7 separate regions of the Homo sapiens genome follow, and regions 1, 2, 3, 4, 6 and 7 are each linked to region 5. The links are chromatin loops, found by intact Hi-C in ENCODE. Cell type or tissue: endothelial cell of umbilical vein. All regions are shown on one strand. Region 1 has its middle 76 kb from the start of TMEM170B. Region 2 has its middle 34 kb from the start of EDN1. Region 3 has its middle 94 kb from the start of LINC02530. Region 4 has its middle 100 kb from the start of EDN1. Region 5 holds the start of LINC02530 (long intergenic non-protein coding RNA 2530). Region 6 has its middle 24 kb from the start of EDN1. Region 7 overlaps EDN1 (endothelin 1).

What was found. Hi-C counts contacts between places; a loop is a spot of excess contacts. Peaks named below come from ENCODE experiments on the same cell type or tissue, not always from the same donor. Only the 100,000 strongest peaks of a DNase experiment are listed, where the experiment ranks them.
Region 1: a loop joins it to region 5, with 7 times the contacts of the local background. A loop is called at or near these places in 2 of 110 quality-filtered maps.
Region 2: a loop joins it to region 5, with 4 times the contacts of the local background. A loop is called at or near these places in 3 of 110 quality-filtered maps.
Region 3: it touches region 5 in a loop (5-fold over the local background); 5 of 110 quality-filtered maps call a loop at or near these places.
Region 4: it touches region 5 in a loop (2.7-fold over the local background); 6 of 110 quality-filtered maps call a loop at or near these places.
Region 6: it touches region 5 in a loop (3-fold over the local background); 4 of 110 quality-filtered maps call a loop at or near these places.
Region 7: it touches region 5 in a loop (4-fold over the local background); 7 of 110 quality-filtered maps call a loop at or near these places.

What each region holds. Positions count from the first base shown.
Region 1 is chr6:11,611,791-11,615,790 of GRCh38, reverse strand. No RefSeq gene overlaps it. Among named protein-coding and RNA genes, the nearest start is that of TMEM170B, 76 kb to the right of the region's middle. In endothelial cell of umbilical vein, no CTCF peak of the experiment used is centred here; DNase peaks (open chromatin) are centred at 410, 1,060 and 1,720; H3K27ac peaks cover 4,000 bases.
Region 2 is chr6:12,322,758-12,326,757 of GRCh38, reverse strand. No RefSeq gene overlaps it. Among named protein-coding and RNA genes, the nearest start is that of EDN1, 34 kb to the right of the region's middle. In endothelial cell of umbilical vein, no CTCF peak of the experiment used is centred here; a DNase peak (open chromatin) is centred at 2,437; H3K27ac peaks cover 1,408 bases.
Region 3 is chr6:12,489,047-12,493,046 of GRCh38, reverse strand. No RefSeq gene overlaps it. Among named protein-coding and RNA genes, the nearest start is that of LINC02530, 94 kb to the left of the region's middle. In endothelial cell of umbilical vein, no CTCF peak of the experiment used is centred here; a DNase peak (open chromatin) is centred at 1,906; H3K27ac peaks cover 3,295 bases.
Region 4 is chr6:12,390,846-12,394,845 of GRCh38, reverse strand. No RefSeq gene overlaps it. Among named protein-coding and RNA genes, the nearest start is that of EDN1, 100 kb to the right of the region's middle. In endothelial cell of umbilical vein, no CTCF peak of the experiment used is centred here; DNase peaks (open chromatin) are centred at 465, 1,535 and 2,175; H3K27ac peaks cover 2,225 bases.
Region 5 is chr6:12,583,252-12,587,251 of GRCh38, reverse strand. It overlaps LINC02530 (long intergenic non-protein coding RNA 2530), which reads left to right and starts at 1,848. Exons shown (of 2, transcript NR_149140.1): 1 at 1,848-2,148; 2 at 3,745-4,000. In endothelial cell of umbilical vein, no CTCF peak of the experiment used is centred here; DNase peaks (open chromatin) are centred at 1,611 and 2,071; H3K27ac peaks cover 3,897 bases.
Region 6 is chr6:12,312,377-12,316,376 of GRCh38, reverse strand. No RefSeq gene overlaps it. Among named protein-coding and RNA genes, the nearest start is that of EDN1, 24 kb to the right of the region's middle. In endothelial cell of umbilical vein, no CTCF peak of the experiment used is centred here; DNase peaks (open chromatin) are centred at 2,146 and 2,306; H3K27ac peaks cover 1,925 bases.
Region 7 is chr6:12,296,634-12,300,633 of GRCh38, reverse strand. It overlaps EDN1 (endothelin 1), which reads right to left. Exons shown (of 5, transcript NM_001955.5): 5 at 3,440-4,000. Among named protein-coding and RNA genes, the nearest start is that of EDN1, 8.3 kb to the right of the region's middle. In endothelial cell of umbilical vein, no CTCF peak of the experiment used is centred here; DNase peaks (open chromatin) are centred at 633, 1,363, 2,303 and 2,853; H3K4me3 peaks cover 329 bases; H3K27ac peaks cover 2,580 bases.

The sequences.
Region 1 (4,000 bases), 970 kb after region 5:
GAAAAGTTGCAAGAGGACCTAAACTTATTTATTCATGTGTTTTTAAGTGGAGATATTAAGCATGTTTTTTTCTTTTATGTGAATTGTTTCAGCTATTTTTTCCCCAAATACTTTTTTTTTCTAAATAAAAGAACCTTTTCCTTTTGGCTGAAAAGAGGTAATATCACAGAGCAGAAAACAGAAAAGCTCTGATTGTACCCATTGAATTTCCAAAGTAAGTTCTTTCTTCTTACAACCAAACAGTCCTGGGCCAGTGAATGGCTAATCTACCTCCCAGATATGCAGGGTGGTATGGTTTCATTTCAGGGCTTCTCTAACTAAAATGTGCAAATGAATCACCCCAGGATCTTGTTACAAGGATCTTATTCAGGCTCCTATTCCCTGTATCTAGGGTGGGGCATTTCTAACAAGCTCCAGAGGGATGCTAATGCTGCCGGTCTATGGACCACATGGTGACACCTGTTGGACGAGGTATCCAGCATGAATACCATGCTTTCCAGTTTAGCCGTCAGAACATAGAAGCCCTGCAATTATGCGAACCTCAGGCCGGTAAGTCAGAAGCTTCCAAGGTCAGCCCAAGATCACACAGTGACCTCCAAAACCAGAGTGGATAACTGATGGGCATGGTCCTAGGCCCACTGAGGCTGGAGGCAGTTCCACTTTGAAGCCCACTAATCCCGCACTAGAATACCGAGGGAAGTGCTACCACGGGAACAAACTATCTATGTTTCCCCCTCAGATCCCTGCTTCTTTACTGTTTTTTGCTATAAATGGAAAGGTTTTCTTTGGGAGATCCCCAGGGACCTGACATGGGCTCTTGTTGCGGTTACTGCTGTTATCGCTGATATTACAGTAAGGGCTATGATGCCAATAAGCTAGATAGAATGCTTGTTCCAAATACCAGGACATTCAATTCTTTGTGATTACCCTTCAAGGAGAGTCTCTGGTATTTTGAAGCTGGCACACTTATTAAAAAATTAAATAACAGGTGGTCAGCCAGAACCCAAGGGCATTTCCCACCCTGAACTGTGCATGCCAAAACTAACCAAACAGCCTGGTTGTGTTTTCCTTTTCTATTACCGGCATGCGAACAATGCAATCGTCGTCGTTTATGCTGGAGATATGGTGTCACCCTTAACCAAGACAAAGGATCAAAACAGGCTTTGTTCTAGGACTCTCTGTTCTATGGCCAGAGAGTTCTTGTAGGATTTGTACTTGCTGATCCTTGGAGTGCAAATGGGATTTCTTTAAGTCCCCAGTAGACTTATTCCTGTAACCAAGATTTTAATAAGGACTTTTCCCCCACCCACCAATGTTGCCTGTGCCACTGCTTCTCTGCAATTTCAGCTATAAAATGGTTTTTTTTTTGTGGGGAAGGTGATTTCCTTCTTGCTGAGACTAACAGAGGGCAATCTCTACCTCCATACGTCTCTGGGCTTCTTACTAGTTTCTTAGGCCCAACCGGAGATTCCATTTCATAGAATCAGATTTTTAACAGATTTTGGAAATTATTCGGTACAGTCTCTCCAAATTGCAGATGAGAAACTCATGGCCAAGAAGAATGAAGTGTTCAAAGTCACTCAGCCAATTTGTGGCAGAACCAGAGCAAAAATTCTGTCTTCTGACCCCCAAGCCCATGCTGGGCCCACAGCACTCCAGCTGCCCTGGGATCGTGGCTGACATCAATGGGTTTCCCATCCTATACAGGAAAAGTGGCATTCCAAAACTTCCTTCAAAATGAAATCTAGCCACAGTTCGCAGACATAATCTTGTGAGTCACTCACTGAGAATCTGAATATCTAAACAGTATCTAAGTAGCTAAATATCACCAGATTACGAGCCAGAAAACCTCACTGGAACTGAGTTGGCTTTACACTTAACATTGGGTACGTACTTGGATGGTTCAGGATTTCCTGGGTCATATTTTCCTAATATATAAAATGGTGCTAGCAATAGGTCCTCACCTGCCTTGCAGGGTAATTAGGAAGATAATTTGAAAGGAAGTTTTATTTTAATAGTCATGGCATAAATGAATTTGATACCCACACACCTAGGTTTGATTCCTGCTCCGTAAATTACTGGCAGCAGGCTCTGGAAAAATCCTTTAACCACTCTAGCCAATTGTTTTCACATCTTTGAAAATGAGGCAAAGACATCCATCTCATAACTTTGTAGAGGATTAAAATGAGATGGGTATGAAATCAGGTGTATGACACAGTTTCTGGTAAGTGGTAAGCATCCACTGATGAACTGCACATTCTAGCTTCATCACTTCCTTTGTGTATCTGGTTTTCCCCAACTAGACTTCAACTTCCACACAGATTTGTTTCCTTGAAGTGAAAGGCTAACACTCAAGACATGCTTCCAGTTTACTTCCAAAGCAGAAGAAAACATGATGCTAGTCCTTAAGGAGTTCTTACTTCCTACAGAAAAACAAGATGAGCTAACATATTGAGCATTTTGCAAGCATTATCTCATTTAATTCTGATGGCATCTCTATCATGTATACTGTATTTGAAGCTCATTTTACAGTCGACAATATGTAGGCACCAAGAGATTAAGTACCTTACCCAAGACCACAAATCCACTACGTGGCAGAGCTGGCCCTCAGAACTCTTCCAGTTTTGCCCCAGGTTTGTAGACTCATCTCCTGTTCTTGCCCTAGCATTCTGATCTCTCATCATGTCTTCCAAGGTCATTTTAGCAAGGAACTCTGTTTCATGTTTCCTGATGGATTTTTTTTCTAACCACGTGTGTTCATTTGCTAGGGCTTCCATAACAAAGTACCACAGACTGCGGGGCTTAAACAATAGAAATGTGTTCTTTCACAGCCCTGGAGCCCAGAAGTTCGAGATCCAGGTGTGAGCAGGGTTGGTTTCTCCTGAGGCCTCTCTCCTTGGTTTGCAGATGGCATCTTCCCCTGTGCGCTCCTATGATCTTCCCTCTGTGCACGTCTATGTCCTCATCTCATCTTCATAGAAGGACACCAGTTATATTGAATTAGTGCCCACCCTCATGACTTTACTTTTTAACTTCATTACTTCTATAAAGTCCCTATCTCCAAATACAGTCACACTCTTGAGAGTTTGGACTCCTGAGGGTTTGGACTTCAACATATTAATTTTGAGGGACATAATTCAGCCATAACACTGTGATTTCCATCACAAATGTGTGTCTCCTCCTAAACAAATTCTGAAGTCCTAGCATCCAGAAACGATGGAGAAAGGGAGGGGAAGGGCAGGCGGCATAGCCTCTGCTGAGGAAAGTACACACATTTCTCATGAAACATTTTTCAGTGGCCCCTTCAGCTCCCTTGAATAACCTGACTACTTCATCATTCCCACACCCTCTGTATTCTCCAGTAAGCCCTTTACACAGGTTTCTCTTGTCAGGGCCACCACGTCCCCACTTTAATTCTCATCTTGGTATGCTTCTGGGGGAATCCAAAAAAAGACAATTGCTAAAATGAAATCCTAAGTAGAGGTGATGTGAGCACTAGTAGACATAAGCTACACAAATCTCCAAGATTAAGCCTAACGACCATGTGATGTGTTTCTGCCAAAATTTCTATTTATCACCAGCACAGCAAGCTCTGTATTCATGAGACCCAGTGCAAATGAAAACTGTTTAAAAGTGGGGGAAGAAACTATTGTCAAAGGTACTATAAAATAAAGCTTTTTTCCTTCCTTCTGCAGTGTCTCAATTTATCATGATGTTAAAAAAAAAAATCTGCTGTTTAGTGTTGTTCTAAGTCAAGAAAAATTAAAATTTTAAATTATTAGCATGAATTTTATGGTTCATCTTTACATTGTACAATGTCAGTTTTAAATGCAAATATGGGCCAGGTGCGATGGCCAACACCTGTAATCCCAGCACTTTGGAAAGCCGAGGCAGGTGGATCACCTGAGGTCAGGAGTTTGAGACCATCCTGTGCAACATGGTGAAACCCCCATCTCTACTAAAAATACAAAAATTAGCCAGGCGTGGTGGCGTGTGCCTA
Region 2 (4,000 bases), 260 kb after region 5:
AAGGAGTGAGCTTAAGAGCGGAAGTTTATAGGTGAAAGAAAGAGGAAAGCTCCCTTGTGCAGAGGAAGGGGTCCCAGATGGGTTTCCAGGTTCACAGCAAGATGCGGCTGGTTTTATAGATGAGCTTGAGGAGGTGGTGTCTGACTTACATAGCACACAAGAGATTGGTTGGACCAGGTGTTCCATTTACATAGCACGTGAAGAAACTGGCCATCCTACGCTAATCTTTTATTATTCAAGTGTGTTCTCTACATGGCTGGTGCCACGTTGTGTATTCCCTTATTGCACATGTGGTGACAAAGGAAAGGGAAGATGAAGACTCCATGTTGGATATGCCTGGCTCCTAGGTAGCCCTTTTCTATTGGCACAGCTGCAGGCATTCACCTGTGCAAGCTTCTAGCTTGCTTATCTGTGTCTGCAGCTTGATTTTTCAGGCTGCTCTTTGTTAGAAAAGAAATTATTTGGGGGCTGCTTTTTTTGAAAGGGAAGCTTTGCTGAGGACTCTCTTTCCATCACTAACTGCCTAAATTGTTTCTTTCTAGCTCCTGTATCACTAGGAACTCAGCATTTCTAAGTACAGCATAGAAATTTTAACTATCAATAGGTCTTTACTGAGATGGTAATAAACCCTCACCTTTCTCCTTCTTCCCTTCATCCTTGGATAGTTTGCCCCACTCATTGAGCCTCCTCTTGTTTTGTTAATTAAATCACCTGCAGTATTCTCCAGGGGGAGTTATCAGTGTTCCAAGGACAGTGGAAACTTCTTGGGATTGGGGATCTTGTCTCTCCATGTTCTGTTCGGCACCTGGGACACGTTGCTCTTGGTGTCACTCCAGGATATATGCTTTCCATAGCAATTTGTCTAATTGCGCTGAGCATAAAGTGAATGAAATACATAATTTGGTAGGTTCCTCTGACTGTGGTATCTGGCTACAGAGCTTTGTATGAAAGGTGTTGATTGGCTGTTATATATTCTACTGTCATCATCTCCCTGTCAACATCTCTTTGATAGAGAATTGGGGGTGGAGGGCAGCCACGAGGCAGCAGCACAGACAGCACTCATCTCATGTTGTCGGTAAGATGGGTCTTTAAAAAGGCACATTGCAAAGCATAGCAGATCTCTTGTGTCTAGCTTCATCTTGACATATATAATGCCAAGCATTAAATTCGGGTTTGTTGATATTACCACGTATTTTTTTAAATAATACCAAGGAACCTCAATAAATGGTCACTGGATTCCCTGGTAGGTAGAATAGAAGCCATGTGAGGGGTAAGGGCTGGATCCAATTTATCTTTGCATTCCCCAGACCAATCTTGCACACTGCCTGTCTCACGGCAGGTGTCTTCTGAGTGAATGAAGAAACCATCCCTTGTGCGTTTCCTTCAGGCTGGCTTTATTTTGCAAATGGCAGAGAAATAATGACGCATCATATTTTTTAAGACAGCCAGGGAATAAAATCTCACAATTTTCTTTAGTCTTAACATCCAGGGCTTAGTAATTCTTCCTGCTGGGAGTCTATTCCTCTCTTCTGAGTCTCAGCAGCTACTATATGTTTAAAAATTGTCATATTGTTACCCCATTCCCAGTCCTTTGTCTTAAACCACTTAAAAAAGAAATGCTTGTAATTCCACCAGAAAAATCCTAATTAGATGCTTAGCTTCTGAAACAAAGGCTTAATGAGTGAGGTCTTGTTCCACCCCCAGGGTGTTGACAAGGTCCCTCCTCATCTGTGAGTCTCCCACCATGAGCTGGCAGGACTCCTACCACCCAGAAAGTGATAGACCTACTCACTTTAGAGGCCTTGCCCCTAGGGGTAATACAAACTAAGAAGGCAGCAGAAGGCAGGGCCCCCTCAAAGCAATGAGATAACCTACCAGCCTGTGGGGAGGGGTTCCTTCCCTGTATTTCCTAACCACATCCTTTGTTGGAGGCACAAAGGAGAGAGATGAAGCCTCAGTTAGTTATTTGAAGTGCTCAGCTTTTACCTACTGACCTTATCTGTGTGATAATTATATAGTAACAGCTCAAAGCGCAAATACTCACTGAATCCTTCACCAGAGAAAGACCAGTATGGAGGAAATAATACTTTGCAATAGAAGATAATTATTGATTTGGGCTTCATTCTCTATTGATGAGCTCAGCATCCCTAAGTCCAGGTCTTATGAGTAATAAACAGAAAATTATTCCTCCTTGTTTTACAACAGAGCAGGTACACCACGATGAACATAGGTTCTGGCCTTTTGATTTAGAGATTGCCTCCTTCAAACTCAGAATCATACAGTTCTGTTTGCCAGTCTGGGTTTTCTGCTGACAAAAGGTGCTACAAGGACAGCAAATAAAGTCTGTAGTCTCCTTAGGTTAACGTAACAAATGCCATGTTCATGAGTCACAGCTGGGACACACCTAGTTCCTGAGCTCCAGAGAAACCAGACACTAGGCACTGTGTGTCTTCACTTTGTTGTACTTGCACAAACTGACTTCACCGGATATCGAGTTTTTCCTCTTTGACTTATATGGTCACTAAGAGGACCTCACTCACAGAAACCTAAATCAGAGGCAAATAGGAGGAGCATCACTGTAGCAGATGAAGCTAGCTGGGCTATTACTGCAGGATGTGCTTGATGGGAACAGGCCTGTGCTCTGAATATTCACCTTTCCCCTCAACCAGAACTCTTTCTTTTTTTTTTTTTTTTTTTTTTTTGAGGCAGAGTCTCGCTCTGTCACCCAGGCTGGAGTGCAGTGGCGCTATCTCGGCTCACTGCAAGCTCCGCCTCCTGCGTTCACGCCATTCTCCTGCCTCAGCCTCCCGAGTAGCTGGGACTGCAGGTGCCCGCCACCACGCCCCGCTAATTTTGTTGTATTATTAGTAGAGACGGGGTTTCACCGTGTTAGCCAGGATGGTCTCTATCTCCTGACCTCGTGATCCGCCCGCCTCGGCCTCCCAAAGTGCTGGGATTACAGGCGTGAGCCACCGCGCCCAGCTCAACCAGAACTCTTAACACTATAGTAATCTTAAGAAAGAGTTCTAAATCTCATGAAGCCAGGGGAAAAACCTGATGGAGAAAAAAGGGGGGTGATTATTCTAACATAATCCTATGTTAGAAAGATTAGTGAAAAGATGAAGAAAATACATTTCATCCATTTTTGTGGTTTTCAATATTAATTTGTCTAAAAAGCTTTTTAGAGAAAAGGGAAAAGTGCTGGAACTTTCTCATACAACTCAGAGCACAAATATATATGCCCACAAAGACACACATAGTTAAATTGTCTGAATCAGAATATATTTGAAAAACATTTCCTCACTAATTATTCAACCCTTAGTGTAAGAGCCTCAGGACTCAAGCATCATAATAAATCATCCACTAGGATATCTGCATCAGATAACTAGGGCAGAAATAAAAGCCAACAACTCACATCAGCCTAACTCATAGTCCATTTCTTTCGGAGTAAATTGTTTGTTAAGATTTGCATCTTGTCCCCAAAATGATTCTGGAAACTATACATTTCTGTTGATAATTGGTAAAATTAAAAATACTGAGTTTCAGTACATGATCGAAATTTATTAATCAAGATTATAGCAGACTTGCTTGTCTATCTTTTTCCTTTTCCAAATTTCAAACAGTGTTTAAGGCTATGCTTTCAGAATAACCATAATCACAAACATTGATCCGTATTTAATAATTCAAGGTATACACATTTTTTTAAGCATGCCCCAGGAAAGAAGTTTTTCAAAGGCAAAGTCCATGCTGTAGTCAATATATTATCTCAGGGCTCAACAATATGCCTCATGGTAGCTGGCCAGTAACAAATGTAGAAACAAATGGATAGTTTTGAAAGCACACCCAAACTAAGTGAGGAGATACTTCAACTAGTTAATTTCAAAGAGCAAAATATGAGTATATTAACTCATGGGACCATGTGGCACATATTTCAAATGCTCTAGTTTTTTGACAAGTAGTGGAGTGCTCAGGAAAAGGCTTCATAGATGAGGCCTGCCAG
Region 3 (4,000 bases), 94 kb after region 5:
ACCCAGGAGGCGGAGGTTACAGTGAGCTGAAGTCGCACCATTACACTCCAGCCTAGGCAACAAGAGCAAAACTCTGTCTCAAAAAAAAAGAAAAAAAAAAAAGAAAGAAAGAAAGAAAGAAAGAAAAAAACCCACTGCAAACAACCTTTATGTGTCAATTTAATAAAGATCACTCTTTATAAAAGTGATCTTTACATAGAGTTTTAATAACCTAGTAACCTGCTTATGGTATTAAAGTTAAGTGTAATAAAAGCAGGATGCAAAATTGTGGATAAATGTGGTCTAGAACAGGCAAAAATAAAATACATAACAAAATATAGCAAAATATTAGCAGTGACTGAATCTGGGTGTGGAGATATGTTATTCTTGCATCTTTACAGTTATTTACTGATTGTAGCAATAAGACATTCAACAAAGGTACTCATCTCACCCTCTTCTACTTTGATGCTCTCAGTAATGTTTCACAATTGTTGACATAATCAAATATTAAAAATTCTTTTCTCTGAGTCATGTCAACAAGGAATGACATCAATAATGTCTTAGCAAACAAGGAAGCCAATAATCCAGTGTCATGATTAAAAAGCTGAAAACCTTGACCATAAAAGAACCTTTGCATTGGCCGAGTGCGGTGGCTCATGCCTGTAATCCCAGCACTTTGGGAGTCCGAGGAGGGCGAATCACAAGGTCAGGAGATCGAGACCATGCTGGCTAACACAGTGAAACCCCATCTCTACTAAAAATACAAAAAATTAGTGGGATGTGGTGGCATGCGCCTGTGGTCACAGCTACTCGGGAGGCTGAGGCAGGAGAATCACTTGAACCCAGGAGGCGGAAGTTGCAGTGAGCTGAGATCGTGCCACTGCACTCCAGACTGGGCGACAGAGTGAGACTCCATCTCAAAAAAATAAATAAATAAAATAAAATAAAATAAAAAAAGAACCTTTGCATTATAACTTAAAGAATCTCTCAATGTACATATTTCCATATCAGCATGTGCTCAGACGGTGTGTTTTGAGAGATTTGTGTCTTAAATGGCCTCCTGGATTTCTGACCTAACTTTCCTGTCCTTTTCGGAGCTGCTGAAGAGGATAAACTTTAAAATGAAACACACATACCTCCCTAATTATGTTTGCTATTACAACGTGACTTGTGAAAACTTTGGGGAAGTATATTGTAATAGACCAGCTAGCTATTGTACTTGAAGTATATAATTTGTAATTAGCAAATATGTTCTGAACTAACTGAGTAAACCACTTCTTTGCATATTCAAAGAAAGATCCCTTTTAAGGCGACTGAGTGCTAGTTTCCATGGAAGATCTCATTGAGGGGAGCCTGGAGGTCTCAGGATCTCTCATGAGGTCTCATGCTGGAGGCATGAAGATCTCAAGACTGTAAACAGTCACTGGCAACTCTTCACCTGATTTTGCTTCAACCTCCAAGCATCTGACCTTTATTATGAATATTCATTCATACCATTGTCTCAATATTGGAATGCCCCATCATTCTTTGCCAATATCTCTGCTTACATCTTGTGTTTCCAGTGAACAGAAAGCATGAACAAGAAAATGCACATGGAAACATGAAAATGTTTCCTCATTCTTTGCACACTCTGGCATGTCTTTCCATTGTTTTGTCTACTCTTGGAGAGCATCTGAACTGTAGGAGTCTTAGGAGGCCACTAGAAATTGGCTTCAACTGCATAGTAACTAGTTAGGCTTTGCTGTGCTTCACAGTCAGCCTAGAATGTTCTTGGGGCAGAGTGGTCCCATTGAATGACCAAGGCTGAAATGGCCACATTGTTAGCAACAACTTCTTCTCTGCCAATTTGTCATTTTTTACCACTTACTGGAGTCATGACAAATGTATCTGAGTCTCCCCCACCAGAAATAGAAGCCGCAATGTGAGTCACCCAGCCAAGCCTGTGCAATAGACATTAATTTATATGTCTTAAACAGTACTTGCCACATGTCTTCAAAAAAAATCCACTATTCAGTTCTTATCTGGAAAACTACAGAAATAGAAGTTTTGTTTCCTGTTATTGCAGGGCTCGTGGAGTTGGAGAAATGCTCTTGATTTCCTTTCATAAAGTTTTCTTTCTGAAACAATCAGTACTGTAGTAAACACTGACCCAAAAAAGAGGGTTCATTTCATGAATTTCCAGTAATGCCTGTGCTCAGAGTATTGTTTTTGTCATAACAGATATGAAAGTTTAATGATTAATGTCCCAGAGATATTTCATTTGTTTCAATTGCTGATACATTCACCAAAGATTTCCCATATCCAGGGGGCTGCTATGTTACAGGGGAAGTAAGTGGGCAGAGCCACAGTTTCTGATCCCACTCACTCCAAGCTGAAATTAATCAGTTTAGAAATGACATAACTAAATTTTATTGCAATGGGAGGTTAATCCTCAGGTACGAACTTCTGACAGTCTTAAACACTGAGGAATTTTAGTCTTTCCCTGCTGTTTTTCATCTTGGTAGGGATTATGACCTCTGCGTCATTCTATGATTTCCTTGGGACTCAGTCTGAGCTTTCTCTTTTGGTCTCTTGAGTCTCTAAAAAAGTCTTATTAATCCTAATCCAAAACTCAGGCCCCAGATTATATTTTAGGCCTAATTTGCTCTTAGTGTCTCTTAGTTGACTTGGCAGGGTTTCATGGTTCTACTAGATTTCAAATCTGTTGAGGAGCTGCAAAGGCTAAACCTCCATCTTGACTGACACCATCTGGATTTCAAGCTTCCTCAGTTCCAATTATTCTTCTTCCTCTGCCCAGGCTTAATGCTGAGATTTTTTAATGAGTGCTTCAACAAAGCCCTGCCCCTCTGCATTCAGCTAATTTCCAGTTCTCCTGAGAGCCAGTCTATGTCTTTCTCCATGGTTTCACCAAAATCTTTTCTTTTACTTTTAATATTGCTTCCATGGTCACATTTGCATCCAAATGTGACTTTCTTACACTGTGGTTAATATGTGTCAGCAATGCAGCTCAAAGGACAAGAAAACATTAAAGACAACAGCCATTTTACTGGGAAAAAAATCCTACACATTTCTTCCCTTCAGTTCTCATGTTTACAATGTGGAACATTCCTTCCACTGCTAACATTCTAATTTTCATATCACAATTAGCTTGTCTTGTCCACAGGTGCTGATATTCTGAAGCCGATAAAGTCCATCTTGCTCTTGCTCATCTTACATGTCATTTCTAGAATCTTGGGCCCTGACCTTTCTTCCAGGGAGCCCCTGTCTTGATAACTGGCTCAGTAATACAATGTTTCTGGGAGTAGGGTCTTCCCTGGACCTCATGAAAACTGCCTGAACACTGCCAAGCCCACAATATGGGTCTGGGTCCTTTTCACAGCTCCACATCCCAGGCACAACACCCTGATGGCCAGGCTGGAACTCTCTCCCTCAACATCATTCCCTTTTGCAGAAGTGTACTGCCAGCTGGCTGGGACTCCTTCACATCACCTATGGCCGTCTCTGCCCACCTGACACTTGGGCTTACCCAGGGGCATGTTCAGTCTTCAGAGGCGGACTCTCTGCCTTCAGTCCGAGTGCCAACCGAGTCCTGATTTGTAAAAGTTCTGTCTTGGCTATGCTATTTACGTACAGAATGTGATATTAGCCAAATTTCTTTACCTCTTGCATCTTGGTTTTCCCTTCTATGTAAAATGTAGGCTGTGCTGAGTGCTGAAAGGTCTCCGTTAGGGATGATGATTCAGATGTGTGTAAGTTCTACCAGAATCTGTGGCCTGGAACCAAGGTCATGCCTTTATAGATAGAGGAACCTATATCTCCAGGTACAAGGGCACAGTGGCATAAAATTCTCCCACTGATGAGCCATGGCCCCACAACTTCCATCATTAATCTCTCTGGGGTAAGGCTATGGTACCCAAATACTCATCTTTAGCAAGTGCTGCTTTGGATAAAGCATTAAATGATCTCTGGCTAATTTAGGACATTTCAGTGAGTTTTCAAAACACGATGTAATTTTTTTAAT
Region 4 (4,000 bases), 190 kb after region 5:
GAGGAACAGCACTTGGTCTAACCCCTCAAAAACATAAAAATTTATCAAAACTCTCCTGGGATCAACCAAGGTGCTCTTACTTGTGATGGGAACAATGAACACTTTTAAAACAGATTTTATCAACTGTCATTCTAATACTCTTACGGGGACATAAAGGTATTTCTTAATAAGGGACATTTAACAGTACAATTCCTGCAAAACTGATTAAACCAAAAAATATTTCATTGTGTAGCATCTACAGTAAATCTTACCACCCTCTCTGCCCCTGCACAGCAAAAATAATCTATCCCTCCTCCCTGACAGAGCCTTAGAAAGGGAAAAGGAATTTGGTATTATCAATGTGCTGGTTTATCAGATATGAATTCATTTGTTTTTCTCAAAAAACAACTTATCAGCGTGAACAGAGCTGGCTGGCCCAAGTGTGAATTGTGCTCCAAATCCCCTTTCTGAGCTCCCCAGGGCTCAAGAATTTTTATCACCCAGTTTGTTTCCCCTGTTTGTGCTTTTTTAACCTCTTACCTATTGAGGTGACTTTCTGGGTCAGGATTCCTGTAAAGACACTAGGAATTAGCACTGCTGAAGGAAATATCCAGGTCCGGCTGCCTGATGGCCAGTCTGCCGGGTAGTATTTCAGCTCTGATGGGAGAACCCTGGACAGTTGGAAGTCAGATGAATTACCTGGAGATGGCCCCTCTTCATGCTGCCATTGTTTGTTTTCTCTATCTGGGCAGATTGGAAAATGTCCAATATGAAAGGCAGGGCTTGGGCCCAGCAGCCCTGTGCACTAAGTCAGCACACCAGGAGACAGAGAAAGGCTTCCTTCAGCCAAATCCCACTGCCTGCCTCACCTCACCTGGGAGGGCTTCTTCACATCCCACCATGGAGTGCCTTGGGGCTCATGAGCAGGGGACTCCTGGTCTCTGATGTCTGATATTGACTCATCTTGTCTGTGTTTTCAAGACATGCTCCCCTCTTGAAGCTTTTTGGCCACAGAATCACCTGTGGAATGTTGGATACCTATCTCCCTCACACAGATGTATGTGGGAAGGCTTAATTCAGAATGCCCCCCTTTTTTTTCTATCCCTTAAATAAAAAGCAAGCCAAAATAATTCAAATAAAAGAGACTGGAAGTACTCAGAAATCTCTCCAAAGGTAAAATGAATGATAAGTGTTGTCAATTGGGATTTCTAACTAGAAATATTGACAGAGAAGAATATAAGGCCTTCATTTTTTGTGTGTCTTTTGCTTTGGCTTCTATATATTACCCTAAATTGACATTTCTTTTAGTGTTTGTGAGACCTATATCCATACATACATGACACATCTTATGTGAGGGAGACCTGGAATTGAACCTGAGATAGGGTTGTCAGAAATTTTTGCAACTTACAGAAATTGTTTGTAGAATGGCACGGTATGGTTTGTAGTAAGAGTGTTGGTAAGGATCATAAAATTAGAAGGCTGCTGTTGTGTCTAAGGCTAGACTCATACTATCTAAGCAAGTTTGTTCAGCCTTTCTTATGAAAACTTCCCAAGGAAGTGACTCCATAACCTTCTGAATAAGGTCTTACAGCTGTATGGTGTCTGTGGAGAGCAGCTCAGCAAGGAAATCAAAGTCTAGGTCCCAACCAGCAAATCTGACAACTGTATGAGTCTGCACTCCTGGCTGAGGCAAGCATGAACCAGCTGTCAGGAGCCAGGTAGTCAAGGTAAAAGATCTGCAGCATATGGATTTAGCAGAGGTCAGAGCAAGGGAGAAACCAGGGATCCAAGGAGGTCAGTCATAGGTTATTGGGAAGACAGTTGTCTGAGGCCCAGGCACGGGAAATGCTGGAAAGCTAAGAAGAAATTCAGGTAAAACTACCTGCAAGTAGAAAATGATGCTGGAAACCTGATCCTTAGACAAGGGTCCATCACAAACCAAGGTTGCTTCTGTGGTCCTGGTTGTGGGCCTTCGATTAGGACAGGCAGGGAAGCATTTCACAATTGTCAGCCTGAACCAGTTGGAGCAGGAGCAGGAATCTAACTCTGAGCATTCTTACAAAGAGCAAACCTTACTGCAAAGAGGAAAACCACCTCGCCCCCGTAGGCCTTGCATGAGGACCTGCTCCTCGTTTTTTATTTCTCTAAGCTACCAAAGTCATTAACACCAAGTTATGCCTGCTTAGATTTTTCCAAGGTGGCTGCTGTCCAAGTGCATGACATCCTGCAGCTCCACGGAGCCTGGGAGACTGAGGAGCTCAACAGGGAAAGATTATCAAGCTCTCTTACAAAAGCAAAGCACCCCCCCCCACCACCCAAATTAAAATTCTGAATAGATTCGTTTGCTTGAAGTTCGTGTTTAAAGAAAGTTAAATTTCTAGTGAGGGCCAAGGTACCTCCTCTGCAAACATGGTAGAATTTAGTCTCCTCTTACTTGAAAGTTAAAAGACTGTGGTCATACAGTTATGAAGACGCATGTGTCTTCATGTGTATTTAAAATACCGTGATAGTACTCACCTCAGCAGCACATATACTAAAATACCATGATAATTCTTTACATTGCCAAAAATTAAATTGGTTACTTTTTGGCTCTTGCCATGCCATATATGGGGTAAAAATAATGAAATATCTCTGTATGTTTTCATTTTAACAGTTAAACTTTCATTTTCATTTTAAGTCACTAAAATATAAAGAAATCTTAATTATTTTCTATCATAGGTTCTGATTGAAGGAGAAACAATATTCATGTTCCATGTGTCAAGTATTAAGTAGTATGGCAACTTTTCCCTGTGATTTTTGAGGAACTTGAAAATTATTTAGAAATTTCCTACATGTCTTATGATAGATTCAGAAGCCTTCATAAACACTAATAATTAGCATTGCTAAGGTTTTCTGGTAGAACTTCAGCTCCAGTGGGGAAAAAGGGTCTACATGCTGCCATCATTTTCTTTATCTGGGAACAGTGGAGAATATCCAAAGCAAAAGGCAGGGCTTGGTCCCAGCAGCCCTGCGTGCTAAGTCAGCCTAGATAGATTCAACTACCACACTCTCATCACACACTCATTGGACCTATCACTTCCATGGCATGCACTGTGTCTATGTATGTCCTTAACTTGTGTCTCTAGCGTCTTGCCTGGAATTCATAAGTACCTGTTGATGATGGAATGAATTCTGTAATTGTACACAGTTCAACCTTGCCTATAGGATAAAGTCCAGATTCCTTTGGCATTGCAGACTTCCCAGTGTGACTCCAATCTCTTCTTCCACTCCTATTTCTCATCCATGTCCTTTATTTTTCTTCCTCTCCTAAACTGATCTCTTCACAATCCCAAGAACACATCTAATGTTCCTTCATCTCTAGGTTTTTTCTTCTATCACTAGGAGTACCTGCGAGTAATATCCTAACATCTTTTTGAGTTACTGAATTCCTACTAATTTGTTAATGTATAGTTCAAGTTCAACTTTTACCCTGAGGTCTTTCCTCTGCTGGACTTCATTAAAAGTTATCATCTGTACCACTTGCTTGACACTTACTATTCCACGTTTACGTCTTTATTAAACTATGCCTTGTCTACCCATTTACATTCTAAAGTTCTTAGAGACAGAGTCTATGTCTTTAATACTCATCTCTAATTCAATCTTTCATTTATTGATTGATTCTATCATTTAACTAAAAAACATTTATTGAGTATCTATCATGTACAAACACAAAGTTGTAAGGGAAGAAAGAGAAATTAAACATAGCTCTTACCTTCAAAGATATTAAAATTAGCAAGAAAACTCTTTCCACATAATAAATTTCAATATATAACAACTCATTATTGATGGATTACCATAGAAGGCAGTCATACTTCTCCATTAACACAGAATTTAAAGGGCTCTTGCATCAGAATTATGAAGGTATCATTACATTTAGGAATTTTTTTATTTAAAAAAATTCAAATACATGCATGATATCATACCAAGTTGAATTTCTGTCAATCCAACAATGCTATCAAAATAAAGATTGTATATCCTATAA
Region 5 (4,000 bases):
TATTAAAAAAGTAAAGGAATAAAAGAATGGCGTACAGAAGCAGAGCAGCTCTGAGAGCTACTGGTTGTCCATTTTTATGGTTATATCTTGATGATATGCTAAGCAAGGCGTGGGTTATTCATGCCTCCCCTTTTTAAACCCTATAGGGTAACTTCATGATGTTGCCATGGCATTTGTAAACTATCACAGTGCTGGTGGGAGTGTAGCAGTGAGGACAACCAGAAGTCACTCTTGTCTTGACTGGGTGGGTTTTGGCAGGCTTTTTTTACTGCAACCTGTTTTATCAGCAATGTCTTTATGACCTGTATTTTGTGCGACCTCCGATCTCATCCTATGACTTAGAATGCCTAACTTAGTAGGAATGCAGCCCAGCAAGTATCAGCCTTATTTTACCCAGCTCCTATTCGAGATGGAGTTGCTCTGGTTCAAACACCTCTGAGTCTTCTGACTTACAGGCCGAGTGTTAGAGATTCAATCTTCATAGATGGGAAATCCCCTAGAGATCAATTACATATTTAAAGCACCTCTTTTTGCAGAGGAAAAACAAAGGGGCAGGGAATGATTATCCCAATGTCTGTCACTGGGGGAGGTAAAATTTCCTAGGAGTTAATGGGAGAGTCAAGACCAAAACACAGGTTTCAGGACTCTTCTTACCTGATGAGTGGAACTTTTAATTTTTATTTAGTTAAGTGTTTTGGCCAGTAATTAGCAACCCTTTATGAGGTAGTTATGCCTATAAGACATCCAACAATGGTCCTCTATTGAGTCTACTAGAAAAAAATAACAGTTTTATTAAAAGGCTTGATAACTATGTGATGTTAGTCCAGAGTACCTATGAAGTGATGAACCTCAAGATGCCTATGAATTTAGAAATAAAATAAAATTCAGTCAATAAAATACAACGCTACATTGCAAAGCCAGATCTTCAAAAGCCAGTATGGGGCACAGAACGTGGTAACTGGATAAAAAGTATTTCATTGTTGTTATTTATTTTGTCATCCTTGAGGAAACAGTCCCTAATGGCAAGTCACTTGACTTATAAACTAACAGACTTCATTAAATCGATATTGATTGATTTGACATCAGCAGTCACTCACTGAGGTTCATTCAGTCCACGCATCTGAAAACACTGGGGGATCATGCTTGCCCCTAAGGTGCCGTGACTTTGGTACACAACACCTAAATGTCTCCAGAAAGTTCACAGATGCCTGGCTAGCCGCCATCACTCCGAGTGCAAAGGATGCCCAGTGCCCAGCTGATTCCATCACGACAGCGTCCTTAACAATAGCTGTGGACTATTGCTTGTTTAACCTAGCTTCAGGGACCAACATCATTCGTGGAGAGGGAGCGAGCAGGAGTCTGGTCAGTCACGTCCAGCCTTGGCGCCTAAAATTAGGCAGGGCTGTGGAGTAACATGAGCGGTTTGGGCGTCCACTGTCCGGCTCCAGTATCCCCGAGTCCAGAGGCAACAGGAGTCTCTAGTCATTATGCATGTAGAGAAATCAAAGAATTCGAGAGCAAGGGCCTGGAATGCCTGGCTGCCTCCCAGCTCTCTTACGAAGAAATAAATTCCATTGTTGTCTCACTCTCCTTTCCGTACTCTCAGAATCAGCAGTTACTGTACGCCAGCACCTTTCACTCTCCAAGGAGACTGCTCAGCTACAGCAGGAAGCACAGGGATCTTAAAACATAAACTCACAGTGCTCCCCACATTGATCTCCCACACAAACCCATCTCTCCTGTCAGGGACTGTGGGCTTCGTGACTTTCTCCATGTGCTGGACTGTCGCATGGTCACTGTTGCCAGGGACTCTTTGAACTAATCCCAAGCCTATGTCAGAAAAGCCTGTGATCGATTCCCAGTGCCATCCTGAACCACAAGATTGGAATATCGCACCTTTCAACTGCCTGGGCTGATAAACAATACAGCATGTACTCAGCTTCATAAACACTCTGCCTTGTTACAAAGGGCATTGCAAACTCGCCGTGATAGGACTTGACCTTAAAAGCTATAGACAATCTAGCGGAGCACAGACGGTTTCATAAAGTACAATCACTTCCTGGAATTCTTGGGCCAGTGCAGTCGGAGCCGTGCAAATCCTGTTTTCCTTGCATTGTTTCCTGCATGTGAATATCATCAGTCTAGCAGGTCTGTAACCATGGCACTTGTAAATAGCCGAGGGGCGACTTCTGATAAAGGCATACAGTTTTAAGAAGCTTTTTTTTTAAGACAAGCCTAAGTCAAGCTCTACAAATGCCATATAGTAACAACCAAGTCGACAAATTGCATTTTCTAAAGCACATATATCCAGATCCAGATTTGTTTTTAAATCACCAAGGGAAGCAGAATCGATGCCCATTGTATTGAGGGTACCGTGAGTTGTTTTTCACTTGTTGTAATGTGAATTTCCACGCCAAATCCATAGAGATGGACACTGACTACAATTGCTAGCAATTCTTTCCACAGTATGTTTCCTTTTCCACTGAATGGGGTTGGGAAATTTTAATTGCTCCATCCTTCAGTTTCTCCAATCAGCAAGAGGAAGAGAAAACACCAGTTATTTCTTGGAATGCTCAGTTTAAAACTTTCTCTTCAAAAGTTTGACACCACTCTTCCTACTCCAACTTTATTTGGTGCTTGACAGGCTCTTATTTAAGCTTTGAGATGATATGGTGAATGAAACGTGTGGTCTCAGCTACTCAGGAGGCTGAGGTAGGAGGATCACTTGAGTCCGGGAGGCGGAGGCTGTTGTGAGCTATGGTTGCACCACTGAACTCCAGCCTGGGCAACAGAGCGAGACCCCCACCTCAAAAAAAAAAAAAACAAAACAAAACAGGGAGACACAAACAAATAGACTGCTTTAAGTTTCTGGAAAATCCAAAGATGTTTACTAGATTTGCTGCAAATGCCTCAGTATGTAAAGTTTGAATTGGCTGAATCAATCCTGATTCTTCCGCTTTCTATATTATTGAATTGTTGGTTAAACTGACAATAAAAGTTAAAATTCTTAGCAGATGTAAAATGTGATGGATATTGGGCGAAGTGTCGACAAAAGTGTTTTAGGCTGAGAAGGATATCCTTGGGAGAGAAAGAAAAGAAGAGACCACTCATACAATAGTATGAGACTATTGCTTATGTTTTCATAGACTTATGTTTAATTTTTTAAGATTCAGAAGTCTTTCTGAAACTTTATTTTCTCTCTCTCTCTTTTTTTTTGAGATGGGGTCTCTCTCTCTCTCTTTTTTTGAGATGGAGTCTCTCTCTCTCTCTCTCTCTCTCTCTCTCTAGCTTGGGCTGGAGTGCAGTGGTGCAATCATAGCTCACTTCAGCCTCAATCTTCCAGGCTCAAGTGATCTTCCCGCCTTGCCTCCTAAAGTGCTGGGATTATAGGCATTAGCCACAGTGCCTGGCATATTTCTATTTCTGAATTTTAAATTAAAATCAGTAACATCTGACCAATATCTTCACTTGAGTATCAAGGACAAGTTTGACGCCTTTGGGAGAAATTATGTCTTCTATTATGCCAACACATTACACGTGGTAAGCACTAAAAGTTTTAGGATAGTAATTAACAAAATATACCTCAGTTTAATGCTTTCTCTTAAAATAATGCTTTCTCTTAAAATATTTTTGATGAGTTGTTTTTCTCATATCTTATAATGATGATCTGCTTTCAAATCTTCACTTTCCATGAAACTACTCTGTGTTTCAGGTGTCATCTAACTTTTTTTTTTTTTTTGACAGTCTCTCTCTGTCACCAGGCTGGAGTACAGTGGGGCAATCTCGGCTCACTGCAACCTCTGCCTCCCGGGTTCAAGCGATTCTCCTGCCTCAGCCTCCCGAGTAGCTGGGACTGTAGGTGCACGCCACCATGAGCAGTTATTTTTTGTCTTTTTAGTAGAGACGAGGTTTCACTATGTTGGCCAGGCTGGTCTTGATCTCTTGACCTCGTGATCTGCTGGCCTCAGCCTTCCAAAGTGCTGGGACTATAGCCGTGAGC
Region 6 (4,000 bases), 270 kb after region 5:
ATGAGTCTTGACCACCCCCCGCCTTATACCGTGCACAAAAATTAATTTGATATGGATCATAGACAAAAACATAAAGACTAAAAACCTAAAGTCTCTAAGAGGAACCTTGAGAATATAGCACAACATTTGGGAAGACAAAGATGTCTTAAGCAGGACATAAAAAGGAGTAATTTAAAAAAAATGATGTCAGACTTCATAAATATTAATAATTTCTGTTCATCAGAAGCCATCATTAAAAAATAAATTCTCAAGCTACAAACTGGAAAATACCTATGCAATACATATGTCTAATAAAGGACTCATATCCAGGATGTATAGAGAACTCTTAAAAACCAACAATAAAAACACAAAAAAGTCAATTTGTAAAAACAGGCAAAATACATGAACGTGCCTATCACATAGGAAGAACGAATGGCCAGTAAGCTCAACACCGTAGATCATCAGGGAAATGCCAACTAATGCCACAGTGAAATGGCATTTCACACAAATCATCATAGCTGAAGTAAATAAACTGTGATAATACCAAATGTTGGACTAAGTAAAATAAAAATATTGACAATACCAAGCATGAAGCAATTCGATATCCCAGGCACTGCTGGTAAGAATATAAGAATGGTATAACCAGTTTGGAAAAATTTTGGAACTTTCATATAAAGTTAACCATAAACCTACTTATGGCCCCGCAATTCTACTCTCAGATATTTATGCAAGAGAAATGGAAAAAAAGAACATAAAAAAGACTTTTACAAGAGTGCTCACAGCACTCTTAGTAACAGCTCCAAATAGAAACAATTCCATTGTACTCATACAGGAGAATTGATAAATGTATTGTCATATATTTGTACAATGGAATATTACTCAGCAATAAAGTAGAACAAACTGCTGACAAAGGCAATAACATGAACAAATCTCAAAAACATTATGTTGAGCAAAATTAGCAAGACCTAAAAGAATATATACTGAGGTGCTACATTTTATAGAAGCAAAGCTAACTTATGGTGAAAGAAATCAGAACAGTGACTTCTCCTAGGCTCTAGTGGGGCTGGGGGTAGGGCAGGAGTGAGTGTGTGTGAGGGAACTGACTGGAAAAGGAAATGAGGGGTTTTCTGGGTGAAGGAGGTGTTTTCTATCTTGGTTTGGATGGGTATATATAATTGTAAAATCCATCAAATGGGATCACTGTCTAGGCATTTTATTGTATATAAATTATACCTCATTAAGATGATTAAAAATTTTAAAGAGACCCATAACTTATAAAACATCTTTAAAAACCCGAGGCAAAATCTCTGAAAACATTTACTGGAAGGGAACAAAATAAAAACATCCTGAAACTAATGGGCTGCAACACCTTTGCAATCTGACAAAAGGATGACTCTTCACATCTACCTCCTCCGTACTTCAGTACAAGCCTTTTTGGTGTTGCAACATTGTCCAAGTTAGGAGAAATGCTATGTTCCTCTGGCCCTGGGTCAGAGAGCGATGGGATTGACCAAAAGGAAGGACCAGTGGAATTGACCAAAGGAAAGCAAATGCTTAGCTTGGTCTTGATGTAAAGGGTCAACCAACACACACGTACTGCCAATTGACGCTCATTGACATGGTCAGTGTCAGACTTCTGGTGGAGAGAAAAATGCTACTTCTGTCCGTGCATTCCAAGAGTCAAATTCGCCAAGCTGCAGAAGGCAGTCAGCAACAACAAGGAATTGCTTGCACACAGGCCAGTCATTCCTGATGCTCTTTCTTTTCCTGGATATTTCTGTTGGTGGGCACGAGCAAGCAAAGGGAGCTTAGAGTGAAACCCAAGCATTAGTGAGAAATTAGAGTTGACAGATGAGTGTGGGAGGGTGGGGAAGGAGGGAGTGAGGACGGCATCTCCTTCCCCATGTCAAGCATATTTCTCACCCGTTACAATGCTCCTTGTTCTCTGATGTGTCCTTTCCCATAGAGGAAGTTATTTGTGAGAGAGGAGGAGAGGAGCTAGCTCATGGGAAAAAAATGTCTCTCGGGCTGTGAGCAGTGAATTGGCTTGTGCCCAAGTAATGTCCTCAAGGTGTGCCATGAGAGATGAAGTCACTTGGCTCATTTTACCAGCTTCAGGATGGCATTAAGACCTGACAAAGCCAGGCAACACGTACAAGGAAACTAACCTGAGGCAGGACCGTGGCACTGAAGGAGTCTCCCTGGATGCAGCAAAGGTGGAGACCTTGTCCAAGAAAAATGCTGGACGGGCCTTTACCCCAAAGAGGAAAGCTGGGTCATGGAACAAGGAAATGAATTACATCAAGTGAAAATGCACATCTGATGCCCAGTCCAGACCAAGGCATGTACGCTTCCAGAGGCACGCTAGCATGCTGGCACCCCTTCAAACTATTATTCTTTGCATATTTTGTTTGTTCAGCGTGTATCTAGTTAAAAAAAAAGAGAGAGAGAGAAGAAGAAGAAGAAATAAAAAAATGAAAGGGAAAAAATGCTTTTTGAGAGGAGGAAGGGGTAAGCTTTTTTGAAACATAACACATACGGGAAAGAGCATATATCTTGATGTGCAGCTTGGAGCATTCCTCCAAAGTGAACACGCCTATGTTCTCAGCACCCAGACCAAGAAACAGAAGACAGAAGTCCCCCAGGCTCTCCTCTGCCCACTACCACCCCACCCCCTAAAGGGAGCTGCTCTCTTGACTTCTAACATTGAAACTGTTTTTTTAATTCGTGAAGTTGTAAAGCTTTTTATGTTCACACTAAATCGCTAAATTTATCATTTTAATTTATTTGGAGCTCTTTCATTTCGTGGCTTATGTTGTTGCCCATAGCCAGAGGACAATTTGCACTCACATTCCTAAGTAGAGGTCAGTGACACGTATATATTGCAAGGCGGTGTTCCCTAGGTAGAGCACTTCATCTCGTCTTTTTTTATTTCAGCACGTCTGTTCCTGCTGACTTCGAATGATTGTCAAGTGGCTGGACTCAGATGTTAGCCGTCTGTCATTGCTGCTAATAACATATTCATGTACAAAAACAACAGAGGTAGGTTGATGCTGGGGAGGAGTGTTTTTTTTTTTTTTATACTGGAAGACATCATCTACTTTGGTCAAAGTAAAACAATTTTTATTTCCAGTAATGAAAGGAGTTGCATGTGGAAACCTGAGTTACCAGGCACCGTTTTTCTGATTTATTATAAGGATGTGTTAGCACCATTTCTTAGAAACTGATATTCCAGAGAGATGCCCAGTCTTTTATCAGATATATGTATTGCAAATATTTTCTTCAGTCTGTGACTTGACAAACCTCTTAGTACCTTCTGGCCTGAAAGTCTCTAAGACTCTCAGTTCAGGCTTGTAGATGACTTTAAAGCCAAGTATGGGAGAGATTCCAATCATTCTCCTTGCAATATGGGGTTGGGATTGTCATCTCAATTAACAGACATTCAAAGCGTGCCTTCTCTGGATGCTGAGAACACAGAGATAAAAAAAAGATGCCGTGCCTCCCCTACAAGAGCTCTCTGTCAAGTGGGGAATCAGACTTGTTAACAAATACCAGAGGAGAGACCACAAAGCCTTTTTGCCTTGAGAAGTCCAGGAAAGCCTCACAGAAGAGAACACATTTAAAAAACAGCTCACCAGCAGAACCTTGAAGAAAAGCCATTCTTCTATGAGAAAGTGGCATTTCAAAAGCCTGGGTGGAGAGAAACGAAAGTTCACAGCCAGGGTGAGGAATAGCTAACATTTTATATATATCTATATATACGTGTATATATAGATATATGTATACGTGTATATATAATATATGTAACATCTATGTAATATATATGTAATATGTATGTTATAGAGGTAATATATGTGTTATGTTATATATGTAATATATGTATATATACACATATATACATATATATACACTTATATGTATATATACGTGTGTATATATACATTTGAGATGGAGTCTCATTCTGGCACCAGGCTGGAGAACAGTAGCGTGATCTCAGCTCTGCAACCTCCACCTCCCGGGT
Region 7 (4,000 bases), 290 kb after region 5:
CTCCGATGTATTGGCTCTGTGGCCAGTAGTTGTCAATGAAGTTGTCATGGCTTCATGGCACCAGATTTGAGGCAAGCTTTGTAAATGCCAGCAAGTTTTCTGCCAACCATGCATTGTCATAACAAGAATGATGCAGTAAACAAATAATCATACGACAGAGACGTTCAAAACTAGGGCTCAGGGTACATACGGAGCTTTGATCTTCCTAAGAGAATAAGAACAAGTTCATTCCACTCACAGTTCACTCACAAGCTGGAAATAATCTACGTTAGTCCAAGTTGCAGGTCCAGTGTATCCCCTTGGCTCTGGAGGAGTTTAAGAAGAAAGGGTCAGGGGTCCCGGGTTCTGGTCTTGCTATTTGCCTGATGTTGGACTCTGGATGAGTCACTCACCCTCTCGATATGTCTCTTTCCTTGGTTGGCTGATGGATACATGATATGGTTCCAGCTTCCCGAAAGGATTGTTGTGTGAGGGTAGGGGTCGAATGAGAGAAAGGATGTGAAAAGCTACAGGAAACCAAATTATCTACAAAGATGAGAGGTTACTGTGAAATGTGTAACATTCACTTGCAGTAGATAAATTCTGAGCTCCAGACCCAAAGTCCCCAGGAACTGTGAGTATAAAGGTGAGATAAAGCCAATGCAGAAGGGACTCTATTAAGAACATAAGCTTGAAAGCAGTGTTTTACACATTGAGAACTTAAATGTGAAAACAGGCATTTTCAAGACCTTAGAAACAGAGAGGGGGAAAAAAAAAAGCAGACCACTGCCTTGCATTGTAGAGTAAAAGAGAACTGACCGGGCCAGGCACAGTGGCTCACGCCTGTAATCACAGGACTTTGGGAGGCCAAGGTGGGCGGATCACCTGAGGTCAGGAGTTCGAGACCAGCCTGACCAACACGGAGAAGCCCCGTCTCTACTAAAAATACAAAATTAGCCGGGCATGGTGGCACATGCCTGTAATCTCAGCTACTGAGGAGGCTGAGGCAGGAGAATCGCTTGAACCCAGGAGGCAGAGGTTGTGGTGAGCTGAGATAGCGCCATTGCACTCCTGCCTAGGCAACAAGAGCAAAACTCCATCTCAAAAAAAAAAAAAAAAAAAAAAAAAAAGAGAACTGACCGAGAGATTTCCCCCTTCACTCAGATAGATTCTTTGGTGAGTAAAGTCTAAAAATAATAATTAAAAATTCTTGGTTATATTCTATTTTATCCTATAGACATTTACTTAACGATGCCATGAGATAGCCTCCTTATAGTCCTTTTTTCTTCCCCTGCATTTCTTCTCTTTCCTCTTGAGGGGATGGGTCTGCTAGCACTGTCTACAAGGCTGGGAGGCAAAGCTTTCAGAAAGACTGATTTTGGCTTTAGTACCCAGAGCCTTCTAGCAAGGTTTGCCTGGGCATCTGTTTCTGCAGACCTCCAGGGGCCCTCTGGCTGAAATAGTCGTGCTTAACTTAAGTGTTCAGGCTCCAGAGATGCTACAGCTCCTTCTGTGATCTTAGGTGAGTCACCTCCCTTTTTGGGCCTTGGATTTTCACCTGGAAAGACAAAATGTTGCTCTTTCTTAATGTCAGCAAGAGTTCTCCTGAGGGAGCTCTAGATTAGTCCAATACCCAAGCTGTGTTTTGGGGGAGTACAGGCAGTATCAAAGCCAGTGGATCCATCAAAAAAGATGCCAATCTCTGGTGGTGCAAATGAAGTACCTATTAGTAGGTGTTCCCTCTGCCCTGGCAAAAGTTACCACATTCCACCTAGAGTTCTCTGGTTTCTGGAGTTCTGAGATCAAAGCTTGCCTGGGCTATCAGTGTAAAGAGAGAAAGCTGTCCTAAGTGGGTTTCCAGAAACCATGCTTTTACTGGAAACAGAGCAAGAAATGTGACAGACCATCCCATCAGTTTACCCTTCAAGCTGATGTGGACTGTAATATAATTGAATGTTTCGTCTTCATGTTTGAAAAATATTAATTTTCTGTGAGTCTCCCAACTTATTTACTGCAAATCCTCATGCCCTAGAGTGTCTACATCATCCCTTTCATTTTTCCTACTGGATACTGAAGCAGGAAGCATGGGAAAGGGGGGCTCAAGGGTTTGACTGATGAAAAACCCAACCAAAACTCATCAATCTGACTTACTATGCTGTCCTTTGGACTGTTTTGTTCAGTGGCTTCTCTGATTCTGACTTCCTCTTAAATGTATTAGATCCATGTCTTCTAAGCTCAGATCTTTATTTTTTTTCATGCCACTTCAACTTCTTTATGTAATCTCAAACTCTTTCTCAGAGGTATGAAAGAAACTCCCCTCAACTCCCTTGTTTCATAGATGAGAAAACTCACGATAGAAGGAAATTGAATCGTTTGCTCAAGATTAAATACTGGCCAAGTTCAGACCAAGCACCTTGTCAACATGGGCAAAACTTCAAAATTTTCTTCAGAGTCACGCACTGAGAAACAGTTTATGGATAAAGTAAGCTTTATAAACAATTCCCCAAAGACATTGGACTGTGCCTTAAAGAGAAAAATGAGGATCAATGAGGACGGAGACTCTGCACAGGACATTGATTACGCATGCCTGAAGACTGTTATTTGAAATCCTTCTGATGTGTCACTGTTAGGACGACAGTGATCACTACATGCTAATATTTGTTAAATGCCAGGAATTCCTTCAGACACTATTAGAGAAGGGCAAGGAAGATTCTCGAGGGCTAATCAAGCTCTTAGAGAATTCAGTTAGTAGTGACCATTTGCAATACTGCAATTGCAATACTGTGCTCTCCAGTGAGCTGACAAGGCCAGCCAAGGCAAAGTGGAGAGGAAGTGGTGCTTTGTGGCAGAGGACCTAGAATCAGTACCTGGTGTCTCTACCTCCATGGGCACACGGCCAGTCCTAGGCTATCACGAAGAAGCAATGGTACTCAATGTTCCTTAAGAAACAACATCCTTAATGTGAGAAAATAAAAAGCCATTGGAAACCTCTACTTGCTCTGAGCAGGCCATTTTCTAAAAGCAACTTTGGTATATAACTTTGTATAATTAGGTATGTTTTGGGGGGTTGTCTTGCCATTACTTCCTTCAGTCCATTAATATGGATAAAGCATCTCTCACCACACCATCAGCTTAAACTGTTGAATCCTGCCTAATAGCCTGAGCCAAGTTAATGGATGAAGTCCCTGGAGAATTTTTCAGGTGAAGGAGAAGCAGGAGGCTGCTACCCAAGAGAAGACAGAGGTGTTAAAGCTGCTTTTTTGTTTTGTGTTTTTACCTCAATGCAGTATAAAATCAACATTTAAGATACAGATAAAATTCTTTATATAATTAGCTTAGACCGTAATATCCTTCTAATTGTCACTTTTCTATGAAACCGTCTTTAACCATTTATTTGCCTTTATGGTACTTAATCACGTTGGCCCACTCCTTACAAATTTCAGTAATGATTCCAAATCAGTACAGTAAGGAAAAAAATATTTATTTTCTAAAGTCATTACCTTGACAGGCAAAACAAAGCATGTTCTCAATTTCATTTAGAAATACATATTTTAAAAATACATAGACCAATATGGCCTGCCCAAACAGATATTTAACATGGTAAATATAAGGAATAAATTGTTTGAATATAAATATCTATAAAAAAATAAGTACATCAAAATTCAATCCAACCTCTTTCATTAGCCGGTTATATAAAGGAAAATAATTTTACTGCTTTAAAGCGTAACAAACACTTACTTTTCAATATATTTCATAAACAACCCTATACCATTGTGTCTCCAAAAATCAAGGACAGGGAATCTCCTGATTTAATGATCTTTTTTTTCTTATGGATCAGAGCTAGTAGATTACCATGAAAATATTATATCTACTGCTGACACATTAGACCAGACTTCTACGAGGCTAGGATTTAGTATGGGGGATGGAGGAAGGGGCAGCAGGGGTGGGAAGAGTTTGGGGAGGCAATAATTAAATGTGGGAAATACTTCTGCCAGAGTGCAATATAGGTGAGGTAGACTCA